2 separate regions of the Mus musculus genome follow, and region 1 is linked to region 2. A link is a loop called in an ENCODE intact Hi-C map of the cell type or tissue named here. Cell type or tissue: heart. All regions are shown on one strand. Each heading gives the region's core, and the rest is flanking DNA. Links, peaks and the distances in the headings are about the cores only. Region 1 has its middle 18 kb from the start of Fgf6. Region 2 overlaps D6Wsu163e (DNA segment, Chr 6, Wayne State University 163, expressed).

What was found. Peaks named below come from ENCODE experiments on the same cell type or tissue, not always from the same donor. Only the 100,000 strongest peaks of a DNase experiment are listed, where the experiment ranks them.
Region 1: it touches region 2 in a loop (6-fold over the local background); 13 of 42 quality-filtered maps call a loop at or near these places.

Annotation. Positions count from the first base shown.
Region 1 is chr6:127,025,180-127,041,569 of GRCm38, reverse strand. No RefSeq gene overlaps it. Among named protein-coding and RNA genes, the nearest start is that of Fgf6, 18 kb to the right of the region's middle. In heart, for the core only: a CTCF peak has its summit at 6,560 (motif pointing right); no DNase peak of the experiment used is centred there; H3K4me3 peaks cover 290 bases; H3K27ac peaks cover 456 bases.
Region 2 is chr6:126,952,767-126,960,766 of GRCm38, reverse strand. D6Wsu163e (DNA segment, Chr 6, Wayne State University 163, expressed) reads right to left here. Exons shown (of 14, transcript NM_138594.3): 7 at 5,926-6,032; 8 at 5,435-5,632; 9 at 4,790-4,918. Among named protein-coding and RNA genes, the nearest start is that of D6Wsu163e, 17 kb to the right of the region's middle. In heart, for the core only: a CTCF peak has its summit at 4,858 (motif pointing left); no DNase peak of the experiment used is centred there.

The DNA of each region.
Region 1 (16,390 bases), core at 3,560-11,559, 77 kb before region 2:
CAACAAAATGCCCGAAGCAGCTGACTTACATAGATAAAAAGGTTTTGTAGATCACTGTTTTTGAGATTCAAAGTCTAACATTGGTCAAGGTTTGAGTCTCTGTTGGTTTGTCCTCTGGTGGGAACACTGGATTATGGTGGAAGTCTATGGGAACAAAAGTCCATATGTTAAACAGGAGTTCAGAGACTAAAGATAGTTAGGACTTGATTCTTTCAGAAAAGTCTTCTACCAAGACCTTCTACCTTAGAACTTCCTACTAATCCCACCCCCCAACGGCCCTATTCTCACCCACAGTGTCACCATGCAGACCAAGCCTTCAATGACAATGGACCCTTGATAGACACTCGCCAAACTTTAGCTGCCTTAAATACATTTTTTTTTTTTTTAGTCAGACGTGATGGAGACACCTAAAGTCTCAGTTATACCCGGAAGCTCATGGGTAGCAGTAACACAGAAAGATCCCATTTCTTTTTTTAAAAAGGGAATCCTATATTATATGTATCTATACAGAGCAATACAGAAAGCCCCCAGATGGGGCTGCAGCCAGCTTGCAGCAGGTTGCAACAGCCATGAGAACTACAGAATCATAGAAGCAGCAGACTCTTCCTGGAGCTCAGTGCCAGTCAGGCCAAGAGAGGCTTTTGGGACTCAGAGGAGAGCATACTGCAGACAGAGGCTCAGCCTCCACAGCTGCTCATTATTCTGCCTTACAGGGTTAGGAGTACCAGCCTCTGGCTCCCTTGCTCTCCTCCACCCCTGCTGCAATGAGCTAATCTCCAAAAAGAGCCTTTGCACTTCCCAGAAAGATGGTCTATAAATACAGCATCTTCTTGTAAACCAGGACTCCAAGGTGATGGGCAAATCACCAGAGGTGTCCAGATGGGGTAAGAAGGGTCTCAGTACGATTAAATTTAGTCCTGGTCGTTTAGCTCAGATCACTGGCTCCCTCAGCCTGATGAGGACTCTGTACACTGTTCGTGACTCAGGGATCCATCGTCAGCCTCAGATAGAAGCTTCATGAGTTAATGTGGGGTTTGGAAGTGAGTAAAAATATCTATCAATACTGTTGGTATATCCCCAAGGTCCCAACTTTGGTCACCCTGTCTCTGCTAAATTCAGATCAGACACATTTATCCACTGATCAGACAAAACCTTACAAGGAAGCATCAGGAAGAGGCCAGGGAGGGCGATGAGTCACTTGGTGATGGGTCTCCATACTCTCTAGTAGCAAGATGGAATTCAGCAGCTCTCTACCCTGACACCCAACACTTACAATAACAAAAATTCCGGATTGTCATCTTTACTATGTGCAATGAAGCTCACAGTCGATTCAACTCACCTATACATTCATAAAAGCTTCAACTGCAGGGGAAAGAAAAGGCAAGTAAGTAGCTTAACATACTCTGTTGTCCAATGCCTTAAACACTTGGACACAGCTACATAACAGGACAGTAGAAGCAGTGAGTCCTGACACACACCCGTAATTCCTGTCTAGAGACTGAGGCTTCAAGGTCTGGAGTTCCAGGACAACAAGGGCCACAGGAGAAGACTGTGCCTCAACCAACAAGGACAAGGAGACCATGGCTTTCACAGATACTCACATGGAGTTACATAGATGCATGTGGAATTAGGAAGGAAGAACAAGAAAAAAATTCTGCTGAAAATTATCTATGGATTTTTTTGAGATTTGAAATAGGGTTAAATAAAAGTGTGTGTGAGAGAGACAGAAACAGACAGACACAGAGAAAGAGACAGACAGAGACACGGAGAAAGAGAGAGACAGAGAGACACAGACACAGAGAGAGTGCCTCTGTGAATGATACACTATGGTTATGTTAATATGATTTTTCCAAAACAGTAAAGGATTCAAGGGTTTCAAGTAAAAGAAATCATCATATTTCCTCTCCATCCACACTCTAGCTGGAAAGTTCCGGACGCCGTGACTCCCTTGTGCCTTCTGTGGAGCAGATTTGACTCTGGCTCAGACTCACAAGCCCTTGTTTTAGCCATGTGACATTCCAAAGGCTGAGCAGAGTAATTCTTCATCATGGAGACTGCATGCTCTGCAAAGAGACCGTTGCTTTCAGTCTCTGCCACTGACAGCTGCCACGCCAACCCCAGTGGAATCTGTGTGACAAGTTCCACAGACTGAGGCAAAAACTTCAAGGGAAGGTGTCCTCCTCGAACCAGTTGTGGAACTCTTGGCCAGAGAAAAAAATATTGAGCCGTAGTTCTCATGGCATTTTATCTGTTTTATCTTCTTTTATTCTTTTTCTTACTTATGAGATGTTCCTGATAGCCTAGGCTAAAGTTTTTAGTGAGAATAATGGGTACGAGAGCATCCCTTGAGATGGGGGGCACTAGCCATGACCTTATCTCCGGGGAAACCAGTGTTTCACTTTATAAATCATTTACAAGATAGTAATGATAGATAAAAACTTTCCCAGTAGGGAAATGCAAATCAAAACAACCCCGAGATTCCACCTCACACCAGCCAGAATGGCTAGGATCAAAAATTCAGGTGACAGCAGATGCTGGCGAGGATGTGGAGAAAGAGGAACACTTCTCCATTGTTGGTGGAATTGCAAGCTTGTACAACCATTCTGGAAATCAGTCTGGCGGTTCCTCAGAAAATTGGACATAGTACTACCGGAGGATCCTGCAATACCTCTCCTGGGCATATATCCAGAAGATGTTCCAACCGGTAAGAAGGACACATGCTCAACTATGTTCATAGCAGCCTTATTTGTAATAGCTGGAAAGAACCCAAATGCCCCTCAACAGAGGAATGGATACAGAAAATGTGGAACATTTACACAATGGAGTACTACTCAGCTATTAAAAGAATGAATTTATGAAATTCCTAGGCAAATGGATGGACCTGGAGGGCATCATCCTGAGTGAGGTAACCCAATCACAAAAGAACTCACATGATATGTACTCACTGATAAAAAAAAAAAAAGTGGATATTATCCCAGAAACTTAGGATACCCAAGATACAAGATACAATTTGCAAAACACATGAAACTCAAGAAGAATGAAGACGAAAGTGTGGACACTTTGCTCCTTCTTAGAATTGGGAACAAAACACACATGGAAGTAGTTACAGAGACAAAGATTGGAACTGAGATGAAAGGATGGACCATTTAGAGACTGCTATACGTGGGGATCCATCCCATAATCAGCCCCCAAACGCTGACATCATTGCACACACTAGCAAGATGTTGCTGAAAGGACCCTGATATAGCTGTCTCTTAGGAGGCTATGCCAGGGCCTAGCAAACACATAAGTGGAGGCTCACAGTCAGCTATTGGATGGATCACAGGGCCCCCAAAGGAGGAGCTAGAGAAAGTACCCAAGGAGCTAAAGGGATCTGCAACCCTATAGGTGGAACAACAATATGAACTAACCAATACCCCTTCCCCCCCCCCCACCCCCCCGGAGCTCATGTCTCTAGTTGCATATGTATCAGAAGATGACCTAGTCTGCCATCCATGGAAAGAGAGGCCCATTGGTCTTGCAAACTTTATCTGCCTCAGTACAGGGGAACGCCAGGGCCAAGAAGTGGGAGGGGGGGAGGAGGGCTTGGGGGACTTATGGGGTAGCATTGGAAATGTAAATGAAGAAAATACCTAATTAATAAAAAAAAAGAAGAAAAAAATCACAGAAAAAAACAAAAACAAAAATCTTTCCCAGCAATAAGTTTCATATGGCTACACGTGTGTCATCAGAAGTGGGCTTTGGTATATTGTTCTAGAAAGCTTTAAATAAAAAGAATTAAGATAGTTTAAATTTACATTTTGAAGATTTACAGAAAGAACAGGTACTAGATGTTGAATAATAACTGACCACAACAATGTATTAACCTGTTGCTGGAGTTGTGCCACTAGCCTTGGATGATATTTGTGCTTTCCTGTGCCAAATGACTATGATGATGTCTGTCCTACCAGTGACTGCTTCATTGAACCCATCTTTTCAGAATTGTAATAGTTGTTTCTTTATATATAAAAACCCTCGATTAAGAGCCACAAAATACACTCAGATTCAAACTGTGTTTCTGTTTGTCACTGCCGAATCCTTATCCACCTACCCTTGTCCCAGGAACCCCTATACCCTATTGGGGTAGTCCGTGGCAGACAGTCACTTTCCCCAGTCATTGTGACAAGCAAGCACCTCCCGTAAGGAACCTGAGGGCTCCCTTGAGGACTCTTGGCTTAGCCTGTCTGTAAGCACCCAGCATTCACTGAGCCAGCTCCTGTCCCGGTCTTCACTTGGATGTCTTTACTCTGGAGCAGGGAAAGGAGGCAGAACCACTCTGTCTTGCTGTGCTGGAAGGGCCAAGTCAGCCAGAGGAGTCCACTGTGAGATGACTTCAGATCATCACCACAAACACACTATCATCCTTGCTCCTGTAATGACTGAAGCTTCTTTAAACGTGTGTGTGTGTGTGTGTGTGTGTGTGTGTGTGTGTGTGTGTGCGCGCACACACACACACGTTAGCCTATGATTTCATCAGATCCATGTATTGATTCTGCAAGGCAGCAGGGTAAGGATCCAAACCAGACTGAAGAGATGACACCAAGAGAGCTTGTGAGACCCCAGGGCTTGACTCCTGGCCAGCCTGCCATGATGTGTAACCATTTTGCGCTGTGAGGTGGACCAGTGGTTGTGTCCACTTTGTTAGAACAGAAGCCCCCAGAACACAGCCTCCTGCTGCCTCTCTTGCCCACCATTCTTTGTAAACACTCTGCCATTGTTTCCAATGAGTAGCCGGAAATATTCACTAATTAGCTCCTTCCAGTCTGTTATCCTTTTCCTGTGATTCTCTCTGGGTCACGCTTCTTGGTGGCAAATGTCCACGGCAGGCAGCTCACCACTGTCTAAAAGGTAGTTTGTGGCTCCTTAGCATAGCTTTCACATTCTGTCTTCAACTCTCATTTCTCTGCCCATCCATCCACGTACGCCACCCATTCTCTAGGGCAGGGCTTCCTAAACTGGGCTCATGACCCAATGTGGAGTCACAGAACTCAGTGTGGAGTTGTGAAAAAAAATTAGCAACAATAAACAATTCTCAATCAATGCCCAATGACTAAAAATAAAAATTCAAAATCAAGCTCGAAATGAATCTGGTGTGTGTGGCACTGCTTGCATGTGGCGAGTCATGCACTACAGCCTTGGTACCAAGACATAGTACATAGTTTTGGTACCAAAACATAGTGTACATTTCTGTGTCTCACATGCCTGTGATGCTACCTGTACCACCACCCACTCCCAGCTTAGATTCCAGATGGCCATGTATTATAGATTGCTTCCCTCCACCCCCAACAACACAGCTTTCTACTTTATATAAGCATAAAGATTTAATTATGGAAAACAGACTTCTAATTTCTTACTGTAGAACTCAGCACGCATCAGCGCTTTGGGGTTGGATTGAGTGAGACAGACAAGTACAGCCATCTCACAGTATGCAAATTAGCTCTCATCCTTAGTAAAATGGTAAAGTCATAGCTATGCCTGTGTTTGATTCTGTTGCTGTGATTTAACTACAACAACAAAAAAATCAACCAACCAACCAACCAACCAACCAAACAAACAAACAAACAAAAACCCACTCTAACCAAAAGCAGTTTAGAGATAGAAAGGATTTATTCAATGTCACTTTTAGGTCCCAGTCTGTAAGAGAAGTTGGGCAGGAACAAGGGAAGAGCTTGAAGCAGAGATCGTGGAGGAACACAATGCTGGCTCGTTTACTCACAAGCTCCACCTAAGAATGGTGCCGGGTCTTCCTGCACCAAAGCTCAATAGTCGAGGCTAATCTCCACTGACATCCTCACAGACCAATCTGAACAAGGCAGTTCCTCTGTGGAAGCTTCCCTCTCTGGTAATTCTAGGCTGTGTGTAACTTGACAATTCAAGCTAACTAGGACAAATACCAATGGGTCATTTAAAAATGAATGCCCTTGTGATTCATTACCAGCAAATGCTTTGTCTGGTAATCTATTTTATGTACCTTTCTCTGAGCCACCCTGTGCCACTAACAACTCCATTAACTCATTTTAAGGGCGAGGAAAGTGCGGAACTCTCAGTTTAACCTTCACTCCCGTTCAATTTCATGGAAGAGGAGACTGAGGCTGACACAGCATGCCTAGGACCAACTATCTCTAGAACGACGCCCTCAAGTCTCTGACTCCTGATGTCTATGCCATCGGTGCATGCTCTCGGCCTCCACTGAGCAGAACCCATGCTTTGCTGGGACTGGAGCCCAGACAGGGGCCCTCTTCGTTTAGAATGTTCCCTCTCCCTCCCGTTCCTCCCAGCTCTTCTGTAAGTCTCATCACCCTCTCTTCCCAGTGACTCACTTCAGCAAAGTCCTAGGCAAACTGTGTAAGCCTCAGTTCCCTCTTCCATAAACTTCAGCAAGTTTAAGTGGGCTCTGACTTTAAGCATCACCGAGCTCTCTCTAGGCAGGGACTGATCTATTTACTCCTAAACCCAGCACCCAAGCCCCTACTCACAGTTGCCCTGCTTAGGCTGTAGTGATGAGTACAGCTTAGGTAACAACCACAAGGGGGCAGAGCCCACGGTGCTGGAGACAGGAAGTGAAGCTTGGAAAACCGAAGTGTGTTTATTCAGAAAAATAAGCAGCGTTGTGACACACGTGGAAGAACACAGAAAGAAGGGTAGAAAGAGACAATTTGGGGGGAAATTTTGGAGTTTCTAAAGCGTTCGAAATGCACTGAGGAATTTAGCATTTTCTGATGAACAGCGTTCTGTACTGCGTAGAATGTTTACATTTTTCGTTTCTCAAATAGGATTTTATCAACCAGCCAAGAAACTCATAACCCAGTCGGTATGCTTACAGAAAGCATACATTTATATCTTCCAGGATGATTAAAAAATAATTAACATTCTTTTCTACAAATTTCCTCCCTAATTTGGCTGCCTCTCATTTCTTCCCAGTGGCTGCATATGAATTTGAAATATTTTAAACAGAATTATATGGGGCGGGGCTTCATGAAGCAGGCATGTTTCTGGAGAACCTAGCTTGGGACATCTGTTAGTGAAGGTGATGGAGGTCCTACCCCAAACCTTTGCCTAGGCAAGTAGAGCACAGAGAAAAAGCATCAGTGAGTGGCTGGCTTTCTAAAGAGGCAGACTGAGGGGAAAGACCCCCACAGAAGATAAAGTCACTGGACTGTGGAAGCAAGGGATTTACAGAGGCAGGAGCCTCTGAGGAAGCCAAAGCCACTCCTAGTGAGAATGTGGGCATTTTGGAAGCCAAGAAAACACAAGTGAATCTTCGAACAGACCTGCTCACGTGGGGGTCTCCCTCTCACCTGCAGCCAGCATCCATTGGTCCAGAGGAGGAGACTGGAGGACAGAGAAGAAAGGAGCCACAATCTCCCCTCCTCCTCGCATCCAAGGGAGGAGTCTTATTGTAAATGAAGAGCCATGTGCACTCCACTCTGTTACCTGGATTTATTGTTTCTGACTTGTCACTGCATTTTGCAGCTTGAGAGGACTCCACGGTTCTTCAGATAGCTGTGAGGGGACAGACAATTTGCCAGGCTGCCTTCTTTTGCATCTAGAGACACTAACCACTGACTGAATTTAAAAAGAGCAACGAGAGACAGAAATAAAATTGCTCTGCAATAGCACCCTTCAGCTGTGCTTGTCCACATATTAAATTTGTTTTATACGGAAGGCTGGAGGAAGTGCTGACATCGGAGCCGCAATGGCCTTCAGGAGGGAAGATTATTAGTGGAGATTACTTCCTAATGTCTGGGGGCTTTGGCCAGCTTTCAGGCTAGGTAATAAATTACCTAAGATAAAGCAAATTAAAATAAACATGTACTCTTTTTTTAAAGTGTGCACTGGTGTTTGTATTTCTGCATATATTTCTGTATGAGGGTGTCAGATACCCTGGAACTAGAATTACAAGTTGTAAGCCGCCATATAGGTACTGGGAATTAAACCCAGGACCTCTAAAAAAAACAGTCAGTGTTCTCAACTGACTGAGCCATCTCTCCAGCCCCAAGAAAGGTATACTTTGACAGATGCTTCAGTCCAACACTCATTATGGGGAAGCATGCGTACAGGGTCTGCTCCCTTTGTGGTTGGCTGGGAAGCAAAGAAGAGGATGGAATATGGCATGTCCTTCAAATGCCCACTCCTCAACCCTGAATGTTCTCTCCCACTAAGACCCCCATAGTTTTATACTAGAGAAATAACCCGTGGCCTTGTGCATGCTAAGCAGGTGCTCTAGCATGAAGTCACAGTTCCAGATCACTGGTGCCGTCTTTTGAAGATGTCATGACCTCCAAATGTTTGCCAAGAGGCTGGAGAGCAATTGTTCAGCAGAGGTGCCTTGGAGGGGACATTTACGATTTAAGCCATAATAATGGTGCTTTCTACATTTTTGACCAAGGAGATGTCTTAATTTTATAATCAGGACAATGATTTGGTAAGGTGGGGGGGATGGCTTAATGGTTAAAAGTACTGGCTGTTCTTCCAGAGGAACCATGGTGGCTCATGGCTGTCTGTTACTCCAGTTCCAGGGGATGCCTTCTTCTGTCCTCCAAGGGTACCAGGTTCACACATGTTATAAAGACACATGTAGGAAAAATACCCATGATCATAAAATTAAAAGTTTAAGAACTTTAGAAAGGATTGAAAAGAATAAGTTTTTAAATAAATAAAATTCAAGTTATGTAAGAAGAAATCCTATTTGGCTTCTGTTCAGAAGCAAAGTCCTGCTGACCTGTGATGGAGGAGGCCTGATCCCCATATGGCAGAACAAAAGGTGATGATGGACACCAACAAGAGTGAGTGTTCACTTCCTGTGCCCACGACTCTGGCCTCTCACACTGCCCCATCTCCCCTGGATCTCTGTTCTCAGTGCCAACCTATGTACCCTCCACTCTAGGCAGAACCTGAAAATCCATAACGCTTAGGAGTTCCAGGTGGGGCTTGCTTAGGGTGGGAATTTCCATGCTCACATAAACGCTTCTTTCCTGTCTTTCTTTCCCAGCCCAGGGTGTGAGCAAGAGGGTCTTCCACAGAGAAGGTCATATCATACAACATGGCTGTTCCACCACGGCAGAGGGCTTCTTAACCTTGCCTCCACTGCTATTCGTGGCCAAATGGTTCTCTGTGTTGGGGTTCTTCAGCAGATGTAAGATGTGCAATAGAATCCCTTGCCCTTTCCCCCTAGATACTAAGAAGCATCCATCAAGTGGTTGTGATAACCAGAATAGTCTCTAGACACTATCAAATGTCCCCTAGATGTCAAAATCCCTGCTTCAGATGTAACAGCCTATCTCACTTGTCCACAAGAATAGGGTCCCCAATTTGGGGCTGTTTATGTGCATGGCAGAAACCTTCCAGAATGTAACCCATGTCCCCACCACTGACATTTTCCTGGAATGTTGTTAAAAATGACATCAAATATGAGGTCAGGCTTCCCCAGGTGGCAACGAGACTCTTCAATAGACTGTTCTCCTTCATCCACCAACTCATAGGTTGAAGCCCTGATCTCACATGTGACTGTATTTGGAGATGGGGGTCATTAAGGAGGCCATTAAACTTAAAGCCATTTGGAAGGGTCCTGATCTGACAGGATTGTGGATCTGTAAGGGTAGTAAAAGACACTGACCAAGGTTCCTCTTCTCATACACAGGGAAAGCTGTGAGCAGAGACATGAGGAAAGCATGCCAGCAGGCCAGGACTCACTAAAGACCATTGCCATCTAGCCTTGACCCTATACTCCAGCCTCTAGAACATTGAGAAAATTAGTCTGTTGTCTAAGATGCCATCTTCAGGATTTTGTGCTGGCAGTTTAAGATGACTAATGTAGGCATTAATGCACTTCCAGGGAAACAGGCAACATCTGTGACTTGGGGACCTGGAACAATCTTGACTCAGGAAGTTTGTAGGGCCCATGGCAGAGGGAATGTCCCACCAAAACAGGAAGAAGTTTTGATGAAATTACTAATTATTAATCATTGATACAGACAATAAATCCCTCAGTTGGCCAGCTCTGAGAATTAGGCCCTCTTCAAGCCTCCCATATGGTAATGGTCCTTTATTCACTGTACAAGCTAGTTTTGTGTCGACTTGACACAGCTGGGGTTATCACAGAGAAAGAAACTTCAGTCAGGGAAGTACCTCCATGAGATCCAGTTGTGGGGTATTTTCTCAATTAGTGATCAAGGGGGAAAGGCCCCTTGTGGGTGGGACCATCCCTGGGCTAGCAGTCTTGGGTTCTATAAGAGAGCAGGCTGAGCAAGTCAGTAAAGAACATCCCTCCAGGGCCTCTGCATCAGCTCCTGCTTTCTGACCTGTTTGAGTTCCAGTCTTGACTTTCTTTGGTGGTGAACAGCAATGTGGAAGAGTAAGCTAAATAAACCCTTTCCTCCCCAAGTGCTTCTTGGTCATGATGCTTGTGCAGAAATAGAAACCCTGACTAAGACACCCACTTTGTCTACTTCAGGACCTCTCCATACTTTGGTTGTATGACTTTTTTTCCTAAACTGAGCATTGAATTCACTGTGGGTTGGGATCAGGGATGCATCCAAAGTGTTATGATGAAATACCATTACATGTTGAAACACCACTGGCCATTGAGAGTTTTGCATGTCTTGCAATTTCATTCAGCACGAGAGTGGAGGAGAAGCTGGGCATCGTGGTACACACTCAGAAATCTAGGACTCGAGAGGCTGAGGCAGGAGCATTTTAGCTTGAGGCCAGGATGGGCTGTGAGACCCTGATTGTCTCCAGAGATTGGGGTAGAGTAGAGAGTAGGGTAGGGGTAAGGTCAGGGTAGAGTAGGGTAGGGGTAAGGCTAGAGAATAACCAGGACAGATGTTTTGAGTGAGTATGGATAGAGTATGGCATATTCCTGGGATATTGTTGTCACAACAACAAAACTATTGGATATCTGATATGTAATTGTTCTTTGTCACCATGGTTCTTTTTTTCTAAGACATAGGGAAGGAAAGACAGTTGTCCTTTTGTGGGTGTCTGTTTCTCAGGTGAGGCAGTACCCTTTGATCTATGTCCATGTCAACATATGTTTGGTCTGGAGTCTCATGCTGCGATGGGCCTGACAAGCTAGCTTCCTTTGACCCTTTTAGGGATCATGAATTGTCATGAAGAGAATCTGAGCCCTCCAAGGTTCATCTCAGCCAATGGTGGAGGCGTAGATTCACCCTGTAAGCAGCATCCTGGGGTCAGGGCTGTGGTTGAGATGGTAGGTCCAATGCCTCTCTCCCTCCCTCCACCACTAATCTATCCTTCCAGAGTCTCCTCTAACCTGAGACAGTTCAATTGGAAGCCTCCGATTTGTTTTTGCTTCCCAAGTTATTTCAAGTCCACCCTCGACGACATGCTCCTACCAGCAAGGGCACACCTCCTAACTCTGCCCCCAAAGTTCCACCAGCTGGGGATTCAGTGTTCAAACATTTGAGCCTAAGGGGGGCATTCTCACTTAAGCCACTACACTACAATACAATAACAATTAATATATATATATATATATATATATATATATATATATATATATATATATATATATGTGTGTGTGTGTGTGTGTGTGTGTACATATATATATATATGTATATATATATATATATACACATATATATATCTGAGAGCTTTAACTTCACTTATGGTCAGGAGTCTACAGGCCTGAAGGTAGGGGTCTCACAAAGAGGATGTGTGATGGGATCAAACATAATCTTTACAGCACAGTCTCTCACTGCCTCTCCTGAGCATCCTGAACCCCATCAACACTGCCTCCTCCACCCAGATCTATCATTTTGTACCTGCAACAATGACTACATTTTAGATCCAAGAGGACGCCATGTTCTCTCCCCATTCCCTAGTAGCTTTACCTTCAAGCATCTCTGGACACTCCCTCTCTCTTGCCTTCCAGCACCCAGCTTCTCCCCTACCCTCAGTCAAACACCCTTAAAATTTCAGCTTTCTTCAGGATGGATTCTCTGATCCACATGTGTGAGGTCAGGGCCTTGTTCTAAGCTCCCCACTACACAGGAGGTTCCATACTTTCATTCTTGTTTCCTGGAATTATTTCACACCTTCCTTGGGAGTCAATAAACCCATGTAAAGTTTGTCAAAATTATATTCTAAGGGCCCAGCATGGGTTCTGGAACATAGAAGGAGGTTAGAAATATGAACTGCATGAATAAATTCAGGAATATGCCAAGCACCACAAGGTTCTTCCAAGAATGTCTGGAGGTATCCAGAGCCCAGCATCTCTCAGATGAAGCCATGTGGTACGGGAGGAAGCATGTGAGAGAGGGGATTGTTAGAGCAAGAATATGCAAGGGACTAGTAATGGCCTGGTGATGGGAAGCCAGGAAGGGCATTGTGAGGGGTAGAAGGGCTTACAGTCCTTTGTCCTCAGTGTCTTTACTCAGTCCTAGGGAAGGACTTCATAAGGGATGATGGCTCCCCTTGCTCAGAAGTTCTGCCATTCTACTCCTCCTGCTAGACAATAATTTTCAGTGTCAGAGCTGCCCAGGAACACGTAGTAAAAATGGGCCCCTGGACCTGCTTGGAGTTCCATTCGAGTCTATGGAGTGGGCCTGCGGATCTATGGGGTAATCTGATGGTTTTTTGTCCTCACCCAAATTCTTTTTGCAATATTAAAAATAAAATCACTTGGAGGGGGATGGGAGGAGTTGGGAAGAAGAGAGAGATTGCATAATCTCCTCTTCTGTCTTTTCTCCCAACTCCTCTCATTCCCCACAAGGTGAGCTTATATATATATATATGATGTACATATTTTAAGTTTATGCCTATGAGTATTTTGCCTTTACATATGTCAGTGTACCATGTGCACACAATGCCCTCAGAATTGGAATAACAGAGTTGTGAGCTGTGGATACTGGGAGCTAAATCTAGGTCTGCTGGCAGAGCAGCAGGTTCTTTTAACCATTAAGTCATCTCTCTACCCCCACATGAGTTTTTACAATGCCTATCTCTGAGCGAATGGGTGAGGTCTGCTGTGCTTCTCCTGTATTCTCCAAACTTACTCCAACTCAGGATGAGCCACTCATTAAGTAGCTCTAGGTGTGTGCATGAATAAATGGGTCCCAATGTAGAAAATAATTGCTTATAATTAAGGCAGAGAGAGAAGGCACTGTAGCTTCCTTATGTATTTGATCATTTCCTTTTCCCCTTTTGGACAAACACCCTATTAGTAACAAGAGTGATGGGCTCCCCACAATTTCTTCCTGCCTTCATCATCCACAGCACCAAAAACCTTTGTCTGCCTCCCCCACATTGCCCCCACTTCCTGGTTCTCAGATAGGGGGTAGACAATTGACAAAAAAAAAAAATTAACTACAACCCAGAGATTTGTTGTCAGTTTTAATAGGAGGGGCGGAGTCAAACAGTTTAGAGAAACGTATAAAAAGACCTTTAACTTCTTGCTGGGACATGTTATGGTTTGTGCACAGCACATACATATTAAACATTAGAAGCATCACATTTCTCAAGCACATGATTGAACAGCTTCTGGATCTCCTACCTACCGTCCTCAAGCCCGAGAACAGTTCTGCACCAGGACCCAGCCCGAGGTCCTTAACAATGAAGACAAAGAGAACCTTGTCTGAGGCTGGGGTTTCAGTAGTTCATGAGGTATACAAACATGGTTCCATTATGACTGTCTGCATGCTGCCTTAGAGTCAAGAGCTGGTTGAAGGTAGCCACTCGCCTCCTGCGCGGGGGAGAGGAGCCATCCACTCAGATGTAAGCACAGGCTGCAGTATTTCTGTAGGTTCTAGCCTTGCCCCCAACATCCCTGCCTTTGGTGTTTTCTTCAGGAAAGTGACAAGCATGGCTGGTCTGTCTTGGAGAGGGAGGGTAGGAGTAGCTCATACAGATCCACTGTGCAGAGGAACTGTCACATGGTCTGTAACAAGTGGCTTAGAGCTTATCTTAGGGGAAAATGTAAGGATAGAAAGTTGTAGAAGGCTTCTCGCTTAGCTTTGCACAAAAAGGGGACGGAAGGGAATCTTAGTTGAGATGCTATACTGGAGTCCTGGGGGCCAGCGACCACACATGGTAACTGTTCGCCCAAGTGACCACAACAATGACCAATGACCAAGTGACCAATGACAAGGGCGATGGGAGTCATGGATTCTTCAATGTCCTTCCTTCCTCAAAACTCACACAGAGTGAGAACCTGGGAAACCTGTGGTCTCAGGACAGGAAAGGGGGCTCAAAGCCGTACAGGAAGAATGTCAAACTTAACAAGCTGGGACTGGGACAGCATCAGATGTCAGGTCTGGGCTGTTCATCTAGAGATACACTTCTAAGAGAAAGACAGGTTGTACTCTGACCCAGAGGACAAGAAAAAAACCGGTTCTTTTTAAACCATACTCTGGTTGTGACTGAGAGCGTGGAGCAATGTGTGAGGATAGGTTTGTCTGTCAGAGGAACTGTGGGATGCAGCAGTCTCTGAAGGTATTGATGGGGTATTAATGATCAGATTGCATACTGTCTTCGTCAAAAATGTATCAAAAGTCGGAAGCAAAGTGGTGTCACGAGGTGGTGGAGCAATGCAGTGTTTGCCTTCATATCTTTGCATGTGAGTTCAGTGTTCTTGGAGCTTGGAGAGAGAGACTGGTAGACATTAGGGAGTTACAGATGGTTATGGCCATCTTGTGGCTACAGGGAACTGAACCCAGATTCTCTGGCAGAGCATCGAGTGCTCTTGACCACTGAGCCAACTCTCCGGCCTCGCCCCCAAGCGTTTCTAGAACACACACTTGTGAGAGAATTACGAAAAACTGCTTCAAGGAGTGCAGGTGGGCAGTTAGGAAGCAACACTCCACCCTGTGCACAGTAGCAGGAGAGAAGGGATTGGCAGCATCTCTCGCTGATTTTTTTTTCTGCTCTTGTCCCATCCCTTAACTTGCCTGTGGATTGGGTTTGACTTGTACAAAGCCCTAAGTCACTTCAGGTCAAAGAGAAACCTCTTAAGAGAATTTCTTTACAGGAAAAAAAAGTTGAAAGTATGATCCATGCATTGAACCAGTACAGCAAAATCCTGGGGCCAGCTACAGACCCCAGCTTCTCACAACCAATGTCAGTCATAGGAACTGCCGAGCTGCTGTTGTCACCAGGCAGGTGAACACCAGGCCGGCCCCATCCAGGGCTTCCGGGGCTTCTCTTTCTTACCCGGAGCATGAAGGGTGCGAGTGGAGAGCTGGCGGAACCTTGTCAGGATTTGAGCCACTTCATGAGCTCCAGCAAAGAGACAGAAAGATCCAGCAGCCCAGGGTCTTGCAGTCTCACTAGATTTCATTGGCTCAAGGCATGTAAGCATAAAGATCTAGAAAGGAAGGCAGGATGGGAGGGAGGAAGGAAGGAAGGAAGGAAGGAAGGAAGGAAGGAAGGAAGGAAAGGAAAGGAGGCAGGGAAGCTGGTGGTTGACTATCTAGAGGCGTAACACTTTTCCTCCTATCCAGATAGCAGTTCCCAGCCCTAGCCATCCTGTCCACGCAGTTACATCAGGAATGAATGCTCATGAAATCCCAAGTGGCCCCATTTCTGACAAGCCCTGTGATACCATTGATGATAACTAGCAAAGATATCTTAAAAGAGTATGGCTTTCTCCTTCCCAGATGACTTGAACTTCATTATCCAAGAAGTTAATATGGACCAATTTTTCTCCCCCTTTCTACCTGATCCAAGACTCGGTTCTTCCAAGTTTCCATCCAAAGCTTGAGGATGTCCACATGGCTGAACTCTTACCATCTGTTACCTCTTATCTCACTCAGCTCGGGCCCTTTTCTCCTCTCCTCTCACATGTCCACCCTGACACTTTCAGGGCAAAGGAGGAAGTCAGAATGGTGTCTGCCTCTTGCATCGCCAACCCCCACCCCGTCTGCAGCTCAGAGTCCCTGAGTCCAGATCTGTCTATGGAGGGGTGTATCTACGAATAGAGAGGTATGTTGAAGACGGAGGTATTTGCAACAGATGAGGGGATTGTCTTGCAGGTCAGGGCTCCCAAGGGTAGCAGAGGGTGTCAGGTCATTTTGTAACATATGCTGAAAATATTTGTGCACCGATACGGCTCTCTCTGGTGTCAGATTTAGGAACATTCCAACAGTTCAGGAATCTGCAGGCTCTAGGCAGACCACATTTATAGTCTCTCAGGGAACCACGGTTTAAAATACTCTCAAAGGACAAGAGGCAAGAAGGCATTGTGGAGCAAGGAGCCGCTTGGGCTTGGCTGCCTGGATCCTGGGATTATCACACCTCTCCTACTGTAGTGAGGAAGAGGGGCTAGAGGTCACAGCACCCAATTCTTCTGTATCCAGGAGCATTGTGGATGTAAGCTTAGGCCGAGTGAGAA
Region 2 (8,000 bases), core at 1-8,000:
CCCTATCTGAACACACTAGCTGTGTAACGCTCCCTGCCTGAACACACTAGCTGTGTAACGCTCCCTGTCTGAACACACTAGCTGTGTAACGCTCCCTGTCTGAACACACTAGCTGTGTAACGCTCCCTGTCTGAACACACTAGCTGTGTAACGCTCCCTGTCTGAACACACTAGCTGTGTAACGCTGCCTGTCTGAACACACTAGCTGTGTAACGCTCCCTGTCTGAACACACTAGCTGTGTAACGCTCCCTTTCTGAACACATTAGCTGTGTAACGCTCCCTGTCTGAACACACTAGCTGTGTAACGCTCCCTGTCTGAACACACTAGCTGTGTAACGCTGCCTGTCTGAACACACTAGCTGTGTAACGCTGCCTGTCTGAACACACTAGCTGTGTAACGCTCCCTGTCTGAACACACTAGCTGTGTAACGCTCCCTGTCTGAACACACTAGCTGTGTAACGCTCCCTGTCTGAACACACTAGCTGTGTAACGCTGCCTGTCTGAACACACTAGCTGTGTAACGCTCCCTGTCTGAACACACTAGCTGTGTAAGGCTCCCTGTCTGAACACACTAGCTGTGTAACGCTCCCTGTCTGAACACACTAGCTGTGTAACGCTCCCTGTCTGAACACACTAGCTGTGTAACGCTCCCTGTCTGAACACACTAGCTGTGTAACGCTGCCTGTCTGAACACACTAGCTGTGTAACGCTGCCTGTCTGAACACACTAGCTGTGTAACGCTCCCTGTCTGAACACACTAGCTGTGTAATGCTGCCTGTCTGAACACACTAGCTGTGTAACGCTCCCTGTCTGAACACACTAGCTGTGTAACGCTCCCTGTCTGAACACACTAGCTGTGTAACGCTCCCTGTCTGAACACACTAGCTGTGTAACGCTCCCTGTCTGAACACACTAGCTGTGTAACGCTGCCTGTCTGAACACACTAGCTGTGTAACGCTGCCTGTCTGAACACACTAGCTGTGTAACGCTCCCTGTCTGAACACACTAGCTGTGTAACGCTCCCTGTCTGAACACACTAGCTGTGTAACGCTCCCTGTCTGAACACACTAGCTGTGTTAAGCTCCCTGTCTGAACACACTAGCTGTGTAACGCTGCCTGTCTGAACACACTAGCTGTGTAACGCTGCCTGTCTGAACACACTAGCTGTGTAACGCTCCCTGTCTGAACACACTAGCTGTGTAACGCTCCCTGTCTGAACACACTAGCTGTGTAACGCTCCCTGTCTGAACACACTAGCTGTGTAACGCTCCCTATCTGAACACACTAGCTGTGTAACGCTCCCTTTCTGAACACACTAGCTGTGTAACGCTCCCTGTCTGAACACACTAGCTGTGTAACGCTGCCTGTCTGAACACACTAGCTGTGTAACGCTGCCTGTCTGAACACACTAGCTGTGTAACGCTCCCTGTCTGAACACACTAGCTGTGTAACGCTGCCTGTCTGAACACACTAGCTGTGTAAGGCTGCCTGTCTGAACACACTAGCTGTGTAACGCTCCCTGTCTGAACACACTAGCTGTGTAAGGCTCCCTGTCTGAACACACTAGCTGTGTAACGCTCCCTGTCTGAACACACTAGCTGTGTAACACTCCCTGTCTGAACACACTAGCTGTGTAACGCTGCCTAGTGACTTACACCAGTATGTCTTCTAAACACACAGTTTATGAGCACGATGGGTGGACAGAAAGCTCGGAGTGGTTTGTATGCGTATTTCATGCAGCAGAGCAGAGCCTGGCAACTGACTGCAAGTAAGCAGTGGGTTATAGCACAGACTTCAAGGAGCGAACTCTCCAATTCTAATTACACAGGGAATGGACAAACTCCCTATCAGAAGCAGACCCAGGGGAGAGCACAGCAAATGGCTGTAGAGTGGCAAACAGTCAGCTCCCCAAACAGGCACACAATAGTGTTGCATGGACTCAGCAGGTTCCATTTGGGAATAAATATATACATACAAATACAATATCTACATGCAGTAACAACTCATGAAGAAAAGAGAGCACACATTTTAAGGATAGAGGGCAGGGTAGATGGGAAGGTGTGGAGGGAGGAAAGAGAAGGAAGAAACGTAATTAAAATACAATCTCAAAATAAACAGAAAAGAGAAAAAGAAACAAGAGAGGAGCTCACAGCCCACTCTTCTGCCCAGGTTTTTACGAGTCACATGTTCCTTAGCAGTAAAAGGAGGTGATTTTGATGGAAAATATGATATTCATATGTTTTATCATAAACTATGAAAATACAATGAACATAACAACCACAGTAAAAAATGAATGAGAGACCTTAGAATAAACAGGTACTTGTATATCAGGATGCAAGCGTGATGAACAAAAAATGTAGTCGTGTGCAGATGAAGAAGACTCAGAAGTTTTTTCCCAAGACTTTCTATAACATACAAGTGCCTTTAAGAGGCTGAAGGAGGAGGATCACAAGTTCAAGGCTAGCCTAGGCTACACAGTGAGTTCTGGGAAGGCTGGGTACATACTGAGACCCCATCTTAAAACAACCAAACAAACAAAAAAAGAAAGTTGGTCTTTTACAAAGTGCCTTACTCTACTGCCTCATTCAAATCACAACACAGTTGCTTTCACAAGAACAAAATCCCAAGCCACATACGTGCCACCTTAAATGTAGGTGGTTTTCAAACTCCCTGTCGTGTACTGCACGCTATAGCTCACAGACGTAAAATCCTCCTCCCTTGCCCACACCCATGACCTCCACCTTCACACACTCTGTCACTACGACTGAGATTAAAAATCCTTGGACGGAGCTGAGGGAGCAAAGAGAAGGGAAAAGTGAGAAAATTATCTAACTAAAATGCATTAAACATTTTAAAACATATATGGGAACATATTTCTGACCACATCATCACTTGCTTGGGAGGTGGAGGAAGAGGATAACAGCATAAGAAGACACCGTGAACTACTCTACACAGTCCTCTGTTGGGATCACCTCTATACTGGTGTCCTGGTCCTGAAATGTAATGGTGCTCCAGCAGAGCCACAATTATTTATTGTTATTTATGTACTACTGCTTACAATTAAATATTGAAGAATAAATACCTACTCACGGGGGACTGACCCGCCCCAGGTACCTGCAATGCACTACTACACAACAGCAAAGGGCACGAAGGGGCTTCTGGACTGAGGGCCTGGCCTCCAGGGCAGGCCCTCAGTGCAATGCCTACGGAGCCACATGTATACAAAGTGTCACTGTGTAAGAAGGACAACTAGACACACATGCTTCTGTACATACAAACATATCTGGAAGGCACAGGCAGGCAGGATAGGAAGGAGGGGCAGCAGCCCCCTTCCATCTCAGTTTTCCCTTCTGTGGTCTCAGTTATCCACCATCAGCTGTGGTTCAGAAACATCAAACAACTCCAAAGATAACAGCTCACAAGTCTTCAATTGCATGCCAATCCAAGCAACAAGACGAAGTGTCACACCACCCTATTCTGTTCCATTCAGGACATAACTCATCCCTCTGACCAGTGGATTCACAGTGTGCATTGCTACCTGCTGGGTTTCACAGCTTGAGACCAGCGATGCTGACGATTCAGATGTGACAAAGAGAAGCCCGTTAAGTGAAAGGTGAAAACTGACAAGTTATGTACATGTAATAAAGACTAGGATGGATGCAAGTTCAGTACTGCCCGTGGACTGCAGCATCTCCTGGTGCTCCTGGAGCACCATCCAGAAGGAAGACTTACTGAGGACAGTCTGGAACCGTTGAACTAACAGAACAAAGTAACAGCTAACATGGGATGAGGAAGGGGAAAACACAGAGATATTGGTCAAGGGATATGAAGTTTGTTCTACAGGCTGAATAAGTTTCAGAGAGCTGATGCATAAAAATATGGCTATGACCCACTACATACGTGACCCTTATCAAGGCACAGCCCTGATGCTCTCACCACAGGGAGCCAAGGAGCAGCCTCTCGGGCGACAGACACTTTGCTTAGTTTGGGGTGATTAGTGTGGCTATGATTTGAAGACATAGCATCCTTCATTGGCTCATGATTTAAATGCTAGCTTCCCAATTGGTGGCACTCTTTTGGAAGGTTCTAGAATTTCAGAAGTTAGGGCAGGGTAGATGAAGTAGAAGTAATTATAAAGTATACTTCAGTACGTTTGAAAAATTTCCAACAAAATTCTAAGTAATTTGAAAGGACGTTGTATTGTAGATAAATACAGGGAAAAAGAGTCTTTTAACCACAACAGTCTCTCTCTCTCTCTCTCTCCCTCTCTCTCTCTCTCTGTCTCTCTCTCTCTAGAACAACTAAAACAGCCCTAAAGTCACAAAGCCAGAGATGGCTCAGGGCTGGGGTGCACGCCGTGGACCAGCACATGCGTGGCATGAGAAGGGGCTGCAGTCAATCCCTAGCACCAGACAAAAATATGAACACGGAAAACCTCGGGTTTGTTCCATTTTAACTGTGACTTTAATGCCCTTTATAGACATGGTCTAGCCATTAGAGACAGTGTGGTTCGAAAGCAAACTTTTCGAAAGCTCTTACTTAAGTATGGCAATGAAATTTTATCATGGTTTTTACTAAAGATCTTGAAAGAAAAATCAACTGAGAAAAAAAAGGAAGAAAGAAAGAGAGAAAGAAAGGAAAGGGAAAGAAAGAAAGAGAAAATTTGGGGGAAAACCCCTAGCTTCTGAAGATATTAAATTTTGGGTTTTTTGTAAGCCCCGCTGCTATGAACTCTGCGTGCTTTAGTGGTTGGTGTCTAGGGGCTTTAAGGATGCTGCATCACTGACCGCGGGCCTCTTTGCACTTGCTCTTGCGTTGGGTTCTCGCGTACAGCGCCACCTGCTGGACAACTTCCAGTTGTTCCTCAATCCGTGGGAAGTGGAAGTCCGTACATTCTTGGCAAACTGTGGCAAAATCTAAGGGATCCAAAGCATCATTCTAAGTGTAAACCATCAAAAATTTATCATTTACTTATAGAAAATGAGATCTAAGGGGGAGATGAAGTTTGTAAATATGATTTCTTGTTGTTTGTAATAACCGCACATTTGAATGTGTGGGTACAACAATTTCTCCCAACACTCCACTCTCAGAAGTACATTCTAATACACCTCCAAGTCATCTTTAAATAACACACACTATGGTTATAATCTATCCCCAGTGTCTGTAAACAATAAGAAGTGCTGGTTTTGTTTGACTTGGACGGCATGGGGGACACTGGGTAAGATCACTCAGCAGGCCCTGTTCTAAAATAAAAAATGTACTTATAGTTAGATTATTATTTTTACTTGTCTGTTACTCCACCACTTAGAAAGCAGAGGCAGGAGGACTGCTTTGAGTTCAAGATCAGGATGGGCTACAGTGTGAGACTCCTCTACAAAAATGGAATTACTGAGAGAAATGTGGTGAGATAGATCTGCATGGTACCTACTCACCTCTTTTGATGCCGCTATATGAATTAATTCGATTATCTACTAGCAAAACCAGGCCACAGAGAGACGTGGAGTAGAGGGACAGTGCTGTCTGCAGACGGTGGAGCTTCACGCCGCTCCCGTGAGTTCTCTTATGCTTACAGAAGTCCAGCATGTCTGCCCTCAGCAGCCGCAGGTTGTGCATGGTCTTCAACTGGGCTCCTAGGGGTGGACAGCACAGAGAGACACCGAGACAGCTACAGAAATCCTATAGTGGATGCAAACGTCTGTGACAAGACTGTGGGTAGATCCATGTCCCAAATAATAACTAAAAGTGGCTCTCCCGTCGCCCATGTTAATAGCCATTATAATTGATCTGCAAATATGTTAGCTAGAACATAAACTCTAGCCTTTGTGGAGCGGGTGGTGAGTTGGGGCCAGATACAGAGGGCAGGTCCTGCTCACTGCAGGACGTCCGCCCGAGGCTCCTTGTGCTGCTGAGGGAGCTCCCATACCCAGGTGAATGGTGAAGCTCTCCTCCAGCTTCCTCTGTTCCTCGTAGATCCTCCCAGCAGCGTCCGCAGACTCTCTGAACTGACTCGGCTGCACTTTAATCTCTTCACTGAAATTAATACAATTACGGTTATACCCATTGCACAGTCACCACAAGTTCTGTCAGAGAACAGTAAGCTCGCCACGAAACGAGAGAACTGAACAGCTGACACAGAGCTTAATTTCTCCCTAAAGTCATGTTAATCCACGGTGACAAGCAAGAGCACAGCAGCAGCGGCTCCCGAAAGCCCCACACGTCCTCTACTTCCTCCTCAGAGCAAGCAATGCGGATGATTCTCTTCAGTCATTACAATATCAACTAACACATCTCCACTTAGTATTTCCTAGTGGTTTAAAAATGATTCAGGGATTAGCTGAGGAACTAATATGTAATATCATTAAAAGCCATATCAGACATACATAAGAATTCTCAAGACAGGGCAAATTCTAAACAAAATTATAAAATAGATGAGGTGACAGCAATGAAGATTAAAAATTAAAACCTTGGGCTGCTGTGATGGCTCAGCAGGTAAAAGCCCTTGCTTCACAAGGCTGGCAGAGCATTAAGTTTGATGCTAGGACGGATTGCGGGAGGAAAAAAACTTCTGCAAGTGTCCTCTAATTTTCCCACTGCTCACTCATACACACACACACCCACACACATATACACATATTCACACACACACACATATACACAAACACACACACGATTATAATGATAATGATGATGACCATTATAATAACAGTAATTTACAAGACAGTTTTAAGTGCTTTTAATTAAAAGGCCAGATAAATCAAGAACCGAAAGGTTCCTTTGACACTTCCCTGTCTGGATGCATTCTCTTCTCACTAGACAGTTTTCTTTGCTCTGGGGTAAAGTTATCCTAGAGAAGCTATGACCACATAACTGCTCAATTCAAACCCATGGCACTAGGCAATGACGGAAAGTGGATGGTCCCAAAGGTGGGCAGGGGCATGAGGACAGCCTGCTTTCATCGGTGCACACTTTTCAAAGGGTGTTGTCATACAAGGATGTCAACAGAAATCAGCCAAAAATCTCACCAGAGTTCTAAAAGGTCATGTGCAGGGTAGAAGTCACTTTAGCCCAGGTCGGAGCCACAGACTCCTGCACCTGAACTCTCTCATCAGTCTCCACAAACTGTGTCCAAGGAAACACGGGACGGGAGATGAGAGATGCCTCTCGAATGACTGACATCCGAGCCAGACACAAGGCTTGCTCCAGACTGGAGCTGGACTGACAGGCAACCGACCTGGACACAGGTAGACCAGGGCTGTGGTGTAGCTAAACAGTAGATGGCTTGACCCACAGCAAATGACAGAAAACAAGACGCCATTGCTGTGCGAGGACAGCTGCACAGAGAGCTCTCACTCCACGGCACGGGTGTGCAAAGACCGCTGGATGCTGAGGATGGGGCTGCGTGCAGAGAAAAACTCGCAAACCCGAGTTCCAGCCCAGAGCAGCATCCAGCTACTATACAAAATGGAGCCGTTTGGGCACTGACTGTATAGATAACAGATCTGCTGCCCTGCTGACAAAATGTGAATCTTCTAAATAGCGATGGCCCATTAACTTCTGCACATAATTGCTCTCTGGCTAAATATATTCCTCTTTTGACAAGGTCTTACTTTGTAGTGCCTCGATATATAAACCAGGCTGGCCTCAAACTCAGAGATGAATCCGTCACTGCTCAAGTGCTGGGATTAGAGACATGGGCTGCCACTCCCTGCTGAAATCTCTTAATCCAATACCTACAGTAGAAAGCAGGAGGGGGAAGGGCTGGCTATGGTAGCACACACCCAGGATCCCAGCACCAAGAAGGCACAGGAAGGAAGGTCACTGCTAGCTAAGCCAGGCCAGTCTGCATCAACAGATGTCTGCTTTTAAAAGGTAAAAGTGAAACAATAAAAAAGCAAGCTGCAGAGCAGGAGCAAGGATGGACAAAACCTCTGAGGACAAACACACCCAGACAGTGTAAGCACACAGGCAACATCTGAGGACAGACACACATCCAGACGG